Linked DNA regions of Homo sapiens: region 1 is linked to region 2. Evidence: chromatin contacts called from ENCODE POLR2A ChIA-PET data. All regions are on one chromosome and are shown on one strand. Each heading gives the region's core, a stretch centred on a gene start or an enhancer-like site at or near the end of the contact. The rest is flanking DNA. Distances are from core to core; before and after follow the strand shown. Region 1 holds the start of SLC12A2-DT (SLC12A2 divergent transcript). Region 2 holds the start of KCTD16 (potassium channel tetramerization domain containing 16).

The links. ChIA-PET counts read pairs that join two places held with the same protein, here RNA polymerase II (POLR2A).
Region 1: POLR2A ChIA-PET joins it to region 2 with 12 read pairs in activated CD4-positive, alpha-beta T cell. The contact joins the promoter of SLC12A2-DT here to the promoter of KCTD16 in region 2. POLR2A ChIA-PET finds 5 or more read pairs at or near these places in 2 of 52 experiments (activated CD4-positive, alpha-beta T cell and activated T-cell).

Annotation. Positions count from the first base shown.
Region 1 is chr5:128,078,036-128,084,424 of GRCh38, reverse strand. It overlaps SLC12A2-DT (SLC12A2 divergent transcript), which reads left to right and starts at 1,250. Exons shown (of 4, transcript NR_152813.1): 1 at 1,250-1,455. It overlaps SLC12A2 (solute carrier family 12 member 2), which reads right to left and starts at 659. Exons shown (of 27, transcript NM_001046.3): 1 at 1-659. The coding sequence starts at 470. RefSeq lists a silencer at 166-995.
Region 2 is chr5:144,165,776-144,172,922 of GRCh38, reverse strand. KCTD16 (potassium channel tetramerization domain containing 16) reads right to left here and starts at 2,050. Exons shown (of 4, transcript NM_020768.4): 1 at 1,914-2,050. YIPF5 (Yip1 domain family member 5) reads left to right here and starts at 2,264. Exons shown (of 6, transcript NM_030799.9): 1 at 2,264-2,388; 2 at 2,958-3,077. The coding sequence starts at 2,968. RefSeq lists an enhancer at 2,123-2,402.

The DNA of each region.
Region 1 (6,389 bases), core at 1-2,500, about 16 Mb after region 2:
GACAGGCTGTCTTCAGCCGACGAGGAGGCAGCTGGGTCCACGAAGTTCACGCGGAAGCGGCCCTTGGCTTCCTCGCTGCCTTTAGCCGGCTCGCTCTCGCCGCTGGCTTCCCCGTCCGCGGGGGTCTGCTTGGCCCCCGCCCCAGCACCAGCCGCCGCCGCTGCCGCCGCCGCCGCCGCCGCCGCAGCAGCGGCCCGCCCGGCGTTCTCGGAAACCAGGTCCACCTGGAAACGGCTCTGGCTCGGGGTGGGCCCCAAGGGTCTGCCCAGCCCGTCCCCGGCCGCCGCGGGGCCCTCATCGCGGACCCCGCCGCCGTCCCGGCTCGCGGGCGCAGCATCCTCCGGCACCGAGGGCACAGCCGTGCCGGGCAGTTCCACCCTGGCTGCGGCCAGCGCAGCGGCTGACGGCGTCTCCCCGACCCCGGCCAGTCCCGGGGCGCCGGAGGAGGGCGCCGTGGGCCGCGGCTCCATAGCTGCCCGACCCCCGGCGGAACTGCAGAGCCCGGCGGACGTCTCCGGCAGCACGCCCTCCACACCCCTGGCCGGCGGTGGCCACAGCCGCAAGACCAGGTGAGAGAGTCTTTCTCCCCGCCGCCTGCGGGCCGCCGCTAGCCTGGACGGCCACAGAGGCCACCGGCAGCCGAGCGAGCGCGCGAGTGTGGCGGGCGCGGGGCGGGCCCCGCTGTTTAAAGCCTCGGCGGGGCTGCGGCGGCGGCGGCTCCGGCAGCAGCACGCGGGAGGCGGGGCCGGAGGCTCCTCCGCCCCTCAGCCCGCCCACCCGCGGTCCCGCAGCGGCGCGCGGCTGACGCTCCCTCAGCGATCCGGCCCTCCGCGGCTCCTGCGCGACCCCACGCAAAAGCGCCCCGTGCGAAGAGCGCGGCCAGCCAGTCCGCAAAGGGCCTCGGGCAGTGCGGGCAGCACGAACGGCGCGATCGGGGAGCAGGCGCGGCTACGCTCCGCCTCAGTGATGTCGCCGGGAGGATCTCCGCGCGGCTACCTCCTCTTCCGCCGCCTTCCTCCCACGCCTTCACCTCCCTCCCCCGCCGCGCTCTGCGGCGAAAAGGAGCGGGCTCCCAGGCCACCTCCCCTCTCTCCACCCAGGGGCCGCGCGTCAGTGGACCTGCAGCCCAGGCAACGGGGCTGCGGACGGCGCGCGTGCCCTGCCTCGCCTCACGCCGGTAGCTGATGCTCCCGCGGCAGCTGCCACCCCAGCGCCCCAGCCACGGCTTCAGAGGCTCTCGCACGCTGGCTTTTTTTTTTTCCCCCCGCTTTGGTGAACTCGCAGTACTTGGGCTGAGCCCGAAATCTCGCGAGATGCTGCAGGCGTCAGTGCGGCTTCCCACTAGGCGCGTGGTACCCGAGGCCGGGCCGGAGCCGCAGGCCAGCCGCGATTCCTTCGGGCGATGCTGGGGGCTTTCCGGTCGGGGCCGCAGCCGCTTCCGGAGCCGCGGGCGAGGTGCGTTCCCCAGCCTGGTTTGCTCTGGGCTCTGACCCGCCGCCGCGAATCTCCGCTCGTAACTCCGGGCCTGAACCTGGAGGAGGGAGGATTTCCTCTGTGCAGCTTTCGAGCGGTAGACTCACCCTGCCAGGCAGACCTAGATTGGCATAACCAGAGATCAGTTCCAGTTGTGATGCAGTGGGTGTCTACACACTTCTGATGACACCTTTATTTTAAAAGCTGATGTTCCAAGGTGAGAAGGGAGCTTCTTTGAGACGTCATGTTGTTTCAAGACGAGTTTTAATTTAAGGCATTTCCAAAAGTGATATGCAGCTCATCTCTCAGAATACAATGCCGGCAATAACTACCCGTGGAGTCCTTACCAGGAGGTTTCTGCGTGATTTGGGTTGTGCAGAATTCCTCTGCTTATATAGAAACAGAAAGGTACTCCTCTGCAGGTCTAGTTTCTCTTCGGTAAAATGTAAGGGAATATAACTGTGTTCCCACTTTCTTAGCAGCAGAAATTTTTAAACCTATAGATTATGCCCAAAGTCCTAAGTAAAATCAATGAATGGCGTCCTCCAATTACTTGGTTTTTATTTATGTACTTTTTTTTTTTTTTTTTGAGACGGAGTCTCGCTCTGTCGCCCAAGCTGTAGTGCAGGGGTGCGATCTTGGCTCACTGCAAACTCCGCCTCCTGGGTTCACGCCATTCTCCTCCTGCCTCAGCCTCCTGAGTAGTTGGGACTACAGGCGCCCGCCATCACGCCCTGCTAATTTTTTGTATTTTTAGTAGAGTCGGGGTTTCACCGTGTTAGCCAGGATGGTCTCGATCTCCTGACCTCGTGATCCGCCCACCTCCGCCTCTCCAAGTGCTGGGATTACAGGCATGAGCCACCGCGCCCGGCCCTTGTATTTTTAAACTTTGACTTTATGGAGACGAACACCATCGTTTGCTGAACACTTGAAACATGATGAAAGAGCCACAGAGTTGGCAGAACTGTTTGAAAATGCTGTAAGTAAAAGCTGCAACCAGGCAATTTTCAAAAAATTGTCATAAACATGATCTTACTTGAACTTGACAACTTTTCAGGCTATTTTATTATCTCTATTTTTAAAGACGGTGAGAGGGGAAAACAGCTGTTGCATCAGGATTTTTAAAGCTCCTTTTGAGCTTTAGTAATAACCAGAGGAGGCCAGAAAAATGAGGTGGTCCTTTAAGCAGTGCAGTTTTCTACTAGGGAATTGCTGCATTAGTAGTTGATCCGTGCAGTACCTTTCAGCTCCACAACGAATTCTGCCACTATTGGAATTCAACATTCATTTAGTTGAATAAATACTGAACAGGTACTATGAGCTACTCTGTATTTACGGGATATAGCAGTGAGCAAAACGGACAATCCCATCTCTCATGGAGTTCTTTCTAGTGAGAAAGAGAAACAATAGACAAGATAAATAGGTAAAATACATAGCATCCAAGCAGTGAGTACTAAGGAAAGGGAAATGGGATATTTGTGTGAAATGAGGATCATAAAATTTTCCATAGGATGGCCTCACTGAGAAGGTGATATTTGAGTAAGGAAGTGAGTGATATGAGTTCTTGGGAAAAAAAGTGTCTGAAGCAGAGGGAAACCAAAGACCCAAAGGCAGGAGCATGCTTAGCATGCTCACGGAATTGCATGTAAGCCAGTTTGGCTGGAACTTGCTTAAGAGATGTGAAGAATCAAAGGCAATTACATCAGAGAGCTTAGGATATGGGATGTAGTAGATCAGAATGTTTAGGACCTTTTTTGGCTGTTAGACATACTTGACTTTTTTAGTAGAATAGTGTGTTAGTCAGCTCAGGCTGCCATAACAAAATACATAGATTGGGTGGCTCAAACAGTAGAAATATATTTTCTCACAGTTCTGCCTGCTGGAAGTCTGAGATCAGAATGCCAGCATGATCATGTTCGGGTTTTCTTTTTGGCTTGCAGACAGTACCTTCTCAATGTCTCCTCAGATGATAAAGAGAGCGTTGTCTCTTTTCTTATAAGGGCACCAGTTCTGTGGAATCAGGGCTTTACCCTGATCACCTCATTTAACCTTAATTATCTCCTTAAAAGGACTGTCTCCAATACAGTCACATAGGAGTGAGGAGAGGATTCGGGCTTCAACATATTAATTTAGCAGGGTACACAACAGTCCTTGGCAGATGGCAGGTTATTGGAAGGTTTCAGTGGAGGAATGACATCTGCCATTTTTAAAGGATTCATCTAGCTGTCTTGTAGGTAGGCAAGGGATAAATGGTTGGGTCAAAGAAGCAAGGAGATGTGTTAAGAGGTATTACAGCAATCCAGGAAGTGATGATAGCGCTTTGACCACAGTGGGTATCAGTGGAAATGGGGAAAAGTAGTTGAATTCTGGGGAAACAATAGAATTTGCTGATGGATGTGAAGTGTGAGAGTCCAAGGGTTTTGACCTCAGCAACTGGAAGAATAGTATTGCTATTTTCTGAGATGGCAAAGGAGGTTAAAGGAACAGGTTTGGGTTGGATGAATATCAGGAGCTTAGTCTGAGATGTCTGTTGGAAGAAACACACAAATGTGTATTAATAATAAATAGTAGTCACTCATATAAATTTGTAACTGCAAACAGAAGTTCTAGGGGATAGGAACGTAGTATAAGGAAAATGCAAAATAGGCCAGACTTAGTCAAGACAGAAGTGACTTTTTAGCAAAGGTCTAAAGGAAAATTAGGACCAAATTGTCACTAGAGGGTTTCCAACAAGGGAAATATTGTGGACAAATGCCCTCATGGAGTGAGCAGGGACTATCAAAGAAGCAAGAAGCTTGAAATCAGTTTGGTTAAAGCATAGGGAAGGATTGGGGGCAAAAGTAGTAAGAGATGTGTCTGTATTCTAAAAGCCCTATAAAAGCATTAATGGGTTTCTGGATAGATTGAGGGGCACATAATCAGATTTGTGCTTATTAAAACTCTCTAGGCCTGGCAAGGTGGCTCACACCTGTAATCCCAGCACTTGGGAGGCCAAGGCGGGTATATGGCTTGAGCTCAGGAATTCGAGACCAGCCTGGACAACAATAATGAAACCCCATCTCTACCAAAAAAACCCACAAAAATTCAAAAATTAGTGGGGCGTGGTGGCACGCACCTGTATTCCCAGCTCCCTGGGAGGCTGAGGTGGGAGGATCACTTGAGGTGGGGGTTGTAGTGAGCTATGATTGTGCCACAGCACCCAGCCTGGGCGACAGAGTGAGACACTGTCTCAAAAAATAAATAAATAAAAATAAAACTAGTTATATTATGAGCAGAAGAGTGGAGAAGAGGAAGAATAAGCATGGAAAGTCAGGACACAATTTCACTAATCTAGCTGTGAGTTGATAGTAGTAATAGTAGTTAGCCTTTATAGAGAATTTAGGTCCTGGATACTGTGCCAAAATCTATACATTCATAATCTTACTGAATTCTCGCAACACTATGAAGAAAATCATAAGATTACATCCATTTTACAGATGAAAAACTTGGTTAAGGAAAAAATAAGTAATTCCAACATTAATGAGCACATAAAAGACCTACAAAGGTCAGGAGGTGAGAAGAAAATCAGATGAAGGCATTTGAAAACAGGATCAGCTGTGTTAAATTGGGCCAAGAGGCAGAGAAAAATGAGTTGAATATATATTGACTTTAGTAACATGTATTAGCCAACAAAATGAGAGAGCAATGCAGTGAGGGGAGGGCCACAAACATTCCAGGAAATATCAAAGTGTATTATGTGAAACTTATGAAAAATTTATCAGGAGAGATCTCCTTTACTTAATTGTTGGCAAATATTTCATTGTCAGACTTACCAGGTGTCAGTTTAGAGACTAACCTTGAGAACAGACTTGCTATCAGTGCCGTGGTGGGAACCTGACTGATTTTGCTGTATTTCCTTTTTGCCACAAGGCCAGCCTTTGACATTGTGTGTGTCTGAGTACTTACTAATATTTATTTCATGTAGTTGGAATTTTAGGATTAGAAGTGACTTGCGTAGTTGTTTTCCAAACTTCTCAATTCACAAATGCCAAAGTATCCTAAAAGAAGATATAAATTATGTTAGACCTACAACTTCTCATATCTGCAGCATCAGAGCATGTGAAGTGCAAAGCCATGTAGAACCTTTGAAATCAGCTCTCTTTTCCTTTTTTTTCTTACAGTGAGTTTTAGTTAGACATGCTGTGCTGACATTCTGCATGGTTGTGGCTTTGCTGTTTTATTAGATGGCATTCAGAGTACAAATTGAGTAAATGGTATTTCCCTTGAGAAATAATGTGATTATTCTGTTACAGAAAAAAGAAAAAAGTTACCCTAAAGAAGCTTTTTTATAGGCCTAGCACAGTAGCTCATGCCTATAATCCCAGCACTTTGGGAGGCCGAGGCAGGCGGATCAGATGAGGCCAGGAGTTCGAGACCAGCCTGGCCAACATGGGGAAACCCTGTCTCTACTAAAAATACAAAAATTAGTTGGGTGTAGTGGTGCATGTCTGTAATCCCAGCTACTAGGGAGGCTGAGGCATGAGAATTGCTTGAACCCGGGAGGCAGAGGCCTCATTGAGCCGAGACTGCGGCACTATGCTGTAGCCTGTGCGACAGAGTGAGACTCTGTATCCAAAAAAAAAAAAAAAAGAAGAAGCTTGTTTTTTTTTGTAAGAAACAAAGCTTGTTTATGTAAAAAAAAAAACAAAAAACTTGTTATGTAGTAAATGTTATAATTTTGCTTTCTTACCTAAGTCCCGGTCACCTTCTTCTTTAATTAAAAATATTATAAAGATTTTAGTCAGTCATAGAATTAAACATTAATTGAAATTGTACTGTGCTTTTCCTCTAGACAATATATAAATTCATATTTGTAAATTATGTCTTTCAAAAGAGACAGCTCAAGTTTTTTGCTTACCCAGGTAGTAAATTCATGA
Region 2 (7,147 bases), core at 801-3,300:
CCTTTTTGATTCAGAAGAAATAGAAACATCAGAAAAAAACAAAAGAGACTAGAATTTTTTTAACCATAAGATTAATTAAATAGATAATGATGGATTATTGCATCTTATTGATGACTCGAAACACAGCTTCATGGATAATGTAGCTTAAAGAAAGTACAATCACAAAGTTTATCAACTGAATTAGGATATTTTTGAGAGTAAAAGGGAGCAACATTAATAATTATGCTGAGGGTAAGTAAAAATAGGCAGAAAATGGGACAATGGAATTGTCTCCAGCAAATCATAATATGTGGTCATTCTACCTGAAGTTGTGCAGATGATACCTAAACCAATAAATGCTAAAATGATTGATGAAAGGTGGTGAACACTTGAATGAGCAATTTCAGAAATTCAAAAATATAGTTAGAAAGCACAAAAATCTAGTGTTCAGTGGCAAAATAGGGTAGCTATAGTTAACAATAATTTATTGTATAGTTCAAAATAACTAGGAGTAGATTTATAATTTTCTCTACACAAAGCAATGACAAATGTCTGAGGCGACAGATATATCTCAATTACCCAGATTTCATTATTACACATTGTATGCTTGTATCAAAATGTCACATTTATCTCATAAATATGTACAACTATGATGTATCCACAAAAATAAAACAAATAAATTCGCTAATGGGTAAAAACCTCAAAGGGCAGCTGCCTGTTGGTCTCTAGAGTACAATCCTAGGTTTTTTGGTTGGGTCTTACATCCTTTTGTTGTTGCTATTTTTGTTTGGAGGGGAGTGCGTTTTCTGTTTGTTTTATTGGGGTGGGGGGTGTTGAGAGAAAAGTTTTAAGTGAAATTTTATTGTTCCTTTGGAAACTAGTCCCCAACAATGGTCTGGCTTCTTTTGTGAGGGCCTCAGGATTTTGATCCCAGAATATAATGCAGTGGCTCATGATAAATTTTATTGCTATAAACCCTGAAGAAAGTTCTGCTCATTAGTTAATAGCATCTTATTTCGAGTCACAATATTCGGGATTCCACCATCTTGGGAAAGTGATTTAACACAGGAGCCAAAGCAATCATTTTCAAAAGAAAACAATTTAAACATCACTCATCAGTTCACAATCTTCACTTCTTTTAGAACCAACACACAAATCCCACAGGATATTTCCTGGCCCCTTCCTGTTATTCCAGCCTCAACTCCTATGTGGCTCCCCTCACTTGCTGTTCCAGTCACTCAGGTTCCACTTAGAAGAGTGGTTGACAAATTCAGCTAATGTTGCCCCCACCGCCCCCAAGGACATTTGGATTTGGCAATGTCTGGAGAGATTTTTAGCTGTCACAACTTGGTGGTGATGGTGGTGGTGGTTGGTTGGGGGGAGTACTGGCATCTAATGGCTAGAGATTAGGGATGCTACTGCTAAGCATCATGCACAGGGCAGCCCCCAATAAAGAAACATCCTGACTCAAAATGTTAATAATGCTGAAGTTCAGAGCTCGATTTTCATCTTTCCTCAGACCATGCTTCCCAGATCTTGCACACATTGTTCTCTTTGCCTAAAATATTCAGGCTATTTTCCCTTATCCTCCTTTCCCGTTGCCCTTTCTTCTCTTTTCTGGTCTTCTCTAACTCCCACTCACCCTTTGATAACCCTCTTATAGTGGCTTTACAGACTCTTCTTCCCAGATGAATGTTACTCTTTCAAAGAATTATGGAACACTAAAGAATATTAGTAGCAATTTCACATGCATTTGTATGTGTTCGATTACCCCTCTCCACCACCAACTCCAGGTGGGTAGATGTCACCTAGCTTATATTTACCACAGTATCCCCAGCAGCTAGCACAGAATGAATGAATACTTAATAGCTTCACTTACAAAAGGGAAATAGGGTAACCATCTCATTAGGTTGTAAAGATTAAATAATACATACAAACACTTTAGCACAGTGCTTGAATCACAGTAAATGCTGACACCGAGGCATTGTAGGCATTGTAGTTTGTGGACAGGAGAGGGGACTCCGTCTGTCTCATTTTAGCGCCTCCCAGTCTTCCTCCATCACCTAGGTCTGAGAAACTCCTCCTCCTACCTACGAGTAAGCAGCAATTGCTACGCCTGCGCTTTCCTGGTTCCACCCCTAACCAGGCTGCCGGAAGCACTTTCCTCTTTGGCACGGGCCAGCCGCAGGTTGGGTAGATACTGCGCAAGCTCCATACTCGTGTCTCCTCCTCCCGCCCACCGGTGCCCAACCTGCTAACACGCCTGCGCGAGCGGGCGTGCCCCGGAAGCCGTTCTTTGGCCCTGTGACACGTAGCAACGGGGCTGGTTCAGGGTCTGAAACAGAGTTTGGGGGTTGTTTGGGATTAGTGAAGCTACTGCCTTTGCCGCCAGCGCAGCCTCAGAGTTTGGTGAGTGACCCAGGCCCGTGGCACAGTGTTCAGCTTCTCTCCACACCCGTGCAAATGGGCTTGTTGCCGTCTTTCGGCGCCGCGCCCTGGTCCTTTCGCTCAGACCCTCGCTCTCATTCAAGCCCTTGCCCTGACGCGGTCCCCTGCACCTCAGGCGCGACCTTCCAGATTCTGCACTTTTTCCTGGCAGGCCGCAGGCCTTATTTTGCAAGGAAGCAGTCGCCTTGTCAGCTGTAAAGCCCAGTCCTAAGGTGAAAAATCATCTTTGTTGTTATTGATATTTTAGACCGCTTATGGAACCACAACTCCCACGACCTCGCCCCTAATGGAAGGCATATCAGCTCTTTAAGGTGGAGTTGTCTTACTGGGCCGCAACTTAAAAGAATATACATTTTCTTACTCTCTCTCCGCTACCGTCGTTCAAATGCTGCGTACTTTCCGCCCCCATCCCCTCTCCGAATTACTGAAAAAATATTTGTTGTGTTTCTATTTGCTTAAGCAGACTGCCAGGAACGAATTCAGTAGAACCTTGGGCATAAGGAATATTTGCCATTTCTCTTTTATTACAGATTATTTGCAATGTCAGGCTTTGAAAACTTAAACACGGATTTCTACCAGACAAGTTACAGCATCGATGATCAGTCACAGCAGTCCTATGATTATGGAGGAAGTGGAGGACCCTATAGCAAGTAACTTTTCATCTTTGGCAATTAATTTAGTCTACATTGCAGTGAAAACACATATTTAGAATATTTGGTTCTGCCTAAAACAATATGTGAACATGTCCTTTATCAGGAGTATGATCTTTCATGCATAATCTTCTTCCTCTAGAGAGATATGTGACACTGGCTTGGCTTCGAAGGTATTGTTCTATTTAAGAGTTGAGTGTCTTCTGCAAACTCTTCAGGTGTACCATGAATGGAAAAGTAGCTTGTTTGAAGAACTGTTTTCTAGTAACAGTATTTCTGTATTTAGAAGATGATGGGAGCTTCAGGTACCTAGGAGATAGGCTGTTAGTTCATAGGACCAGTGAAAAATTAAAGTATTTTGTTAGTAGTTAAATCAGTCCAACTCTGAGACTTTTATCAGTGCTAATTGAAAGTGCTTAGTGACATTATTTAATGATGTAAGCTCCTTATTACGAATCATCAGGCGATTTTCATACAGCAGTTGATAATCATTTTTATTACTCCTCCTTCTCAAACCCTTATGGTCAGTGCCACACGTGTTATAAGTTGCATACTGAGGAGGTTGACTCAAAGCCGTTAGCCTCTGAACATTTTTTTTTAAATGATCTTTTTATAGTACCTGGTGTTTGTGACAAAAATACATGAACTGAAGGCTTTCTAGCAATCTCACCTAAAACATCATCTCCTTAGTTTCTTAGGACCCTAGAGATAATCTTATCAGCTTCCTGTCAAATAAAGGAGCTTCCTATACTAGGATTGCTTAAACTTTTTTAGATGGTTCTGGATCTCTTTGAGAATCCTATTACAACTGGGCCTCTTTCCCATAAATACATGCATTCACTCAAACACCCAAATAAATGTGCATATATAACTTCAGACAATTCATGTGTTAAATGATGTTCATCATGGATCCCGAATTTGAAACCTCATAAAGACTGTTCCACGATGAGGGCAGGGGAAGGTTATGTATCTGTCAGTTTGTGAGAAACATGCAATACAGGAATGTGTTTGGATTAGAGTGCCCAAGAATTTAAAAAACAAAACAAAATTCAAATTCACTGTGGCTCTGTAATAGTGTCTGTCTTGGTTAGGCTATCCTTTCTAAAACATATAGTCTCTTTGAGTCTGCTTAATTTGGTATATTTTAAGGCTTTGTTTTCCCCTCTAAAACTTAACACATTTGAACAATGGGAGTGAGCATGTCAAAATACCCCGTGATTCATTTCTCTTTTCTGTTACTTAATTACATACCAATGAGGATTTATCTCTTTTGATAAATTAATGGGCAGAGTTGGAAAATTTGTATTGAGGTATTTCCATTCATTTATTTACCTAAATATGTATTTTTGGTGATTGCTCTGTGTATAGGAGAGCCAGAGTCCATCTAATAAATCCTTGCCTAAAGCAGCAACACAGCTTCGGAGAACCTGTCTCTCTATGCAGGCCTGTTTTTATCCGAATGGTTTTTATGATTAGAACTCAACAGAGCTATTCCATTTAGATTGCAGCCTACGAGATTTATCTGCCTCTGCTTTTCTTTTCTTTTCTGTCCTGTCCACGTTTGCATCACTTAAAAGGTGTGACTTACAGTCTCATTCCCTTTAACAGTCATTTCAGTTCTCCACACAGCAATTTAGATATTCTAAACAACTTGTTGCTGGTTAGCACCTGTTGCCAACTGTTCTCACAGTTTCATTCCAACCAAATCATGTACCAGTAAGCATTGCTTCAGTACTAGTGATGAAGTTTTATTCTGGGTGATTATATAACCATTATTGCTATAAACTTGGGTTTATAGATGATGCCTGGGAAAACAAGAAGCCTAATGTATTAACAGTAATAAATTTGAGTTTCTGAGATTTATTTTGTAAAAACTGGACTCTTCTGTGCGTACCTTCAAGTAGATCTGCAATCTAATGACATTTTAAATGTCCATCTCCGTTAACCAAATAATATTTTGTTTGATTTGCTAATTTAGTAACAAAGATCCGCTAATAACTTTTAGCTCTCCATTGGTGAAAATCTAGGTGCAAATAGCATATTACTTGCATTGTCTTTATGTTTTTAACTTGACTTGTTATTAGTACACAGTTCTGCATTTGCCATAATGAAGTCAGCTTTAACATTTTTTGGTTTCCTCTATAGGTGTTTCACAAGTATCATTCATAGATCCATTCACCAAAAAAACAAAAACAAAAAAGTATAAAAGGCCCTTTGATCATAATCTGTTGAGTTATATAAATGGAAAATTGGACAGGTTCCACATTGTATTCTAGATATGCTTATGAAATATATCATAATACCAAGTCACATTTTTTAAATTATGAAAGCTGTTATTTTTTTTCTTCTTTGACTTACCTGGTAGTATCTTTATGGAATATCTGAGGTTTTCCATGAACTTAGGTAACCAACCCAATATGTTAAGAGGCTTTGTCTTTGTTACTGGTACAGAGTACTTATGAGAGTATTGATTTAGTATCTGCTGCTTTTCATGTTGTTTTAGCCTGTAAAGATCGTGTCTGCCATACCATGTTTTAGTTTAAAACCAGCAGGAACAAGTCAGAAATTTTCCTGAATAGGTCCTGCCAGAAAAGGAAAATAGTAAAATTCTATGATATTGTCATTCTCACCTTTCCTCTTGAAGATGGAATGATGGTGCCACCTTTGAAACAATCAACTGCTTGCAGTACTTTTCTTCCTTACATGAAATTTATTGGTCTGTATCAGCAACTCTCAAAATTTAGGCTGTAGACTACAGAGGGTCCTTGAGACTCTTCTGAGATTCTTTAAAGTCAAAGTTATTTTCATAACAATACTAAGATATCATATACCTTTTTAGGTATGTTAACATTTGCAGTGCTGTTGCAAAAGTATTGATTGGTAAAACTGCTGGTACCTGAGTATGAATCAAGGTAGTGGCATCAAGTTGTTCTAGTAGTCATCATATTATTCATCACTCTATATACTTGTTAGAGAGTTGGCAGACAGTCAGTTTCATTTAAGGATTCTCTTGAGGAAGCAGTAAGAATTATCTTTTTATTAAACCCTGACCCTTTAGTACATATATTTCTTTAATATTCTTTGTGAAGAAATTTAGTGTTTACTGCATACTAAAGTACAATTACTGCCTCTACGAAAAGCACCTGTGCAAGCTGAACTGGCTGTTATTTCATGAAGACCATTTTTATTTGAAAGAACAACTGATAAACTATGGTTATTCAGACTTGAGCATTTGGCAGATATTTTCTCAAAAACGAATAGAGAGCCTCACCCCAAGGAAAACAACTGACATTATGACTATAAGAATTTAAATGGGAATTAGACTAAAGGTTTTCTAAGGCTTCTCAGCTCTCATTTTTAAGAATATCTTTTAAAATAATTATTTTACATCTGTGTTTCTTAGTATATCATTAGATTAGTCCCATCAGTAAGTTGGATTTTTTCAAAACATGATGGAACAGATGCGTAAAGATGTGGCTTCAGTATCCTCTTCCCTCTTGCTATTGTCACTAAAATAGCTGTGATAAGCCTTTCCCTCTAGATGCAGGGTTTGCTATAGCACATATCAAATGAGACAATAAGTGTATAACTACTTTGAAAAATAGTACTTTGCTAAAGTACTATTCAAATGCAAAGTGTACTAAAAATCTTTTGTTACATTCAGCAAGTGCTCACAAAGCAAAAGCTTGATTTGTCCACTCTGTTTTTAAATTGATGGTTTTTCTTAAAGAGATTTGTCCGCTTGCCAAAAGTAACATACTATGAAGAGTAAAGAAGAATGATAATTCGATGGCTATCCAAATTACAGTGAAAAATTATATAACATGTATTACAAAGTCTGACATCCTAAGGTTTCATTCAGTCTTAGCCATAGATTTTATTTCATAGTGTATCTTCATATTGTATATATCCACTAAGGGAGAAAAATAGACACAATTTTTACATTTTCATTTGTTGACCTCCTAACCTTTAACAGTTTGTAAAATGCTTAGTGCTATGTAAGTGAATATTGGTATCATTAAGAATATTTTCTATAAAAATTATGATTTTTTTATTGTAGATAATAAGCT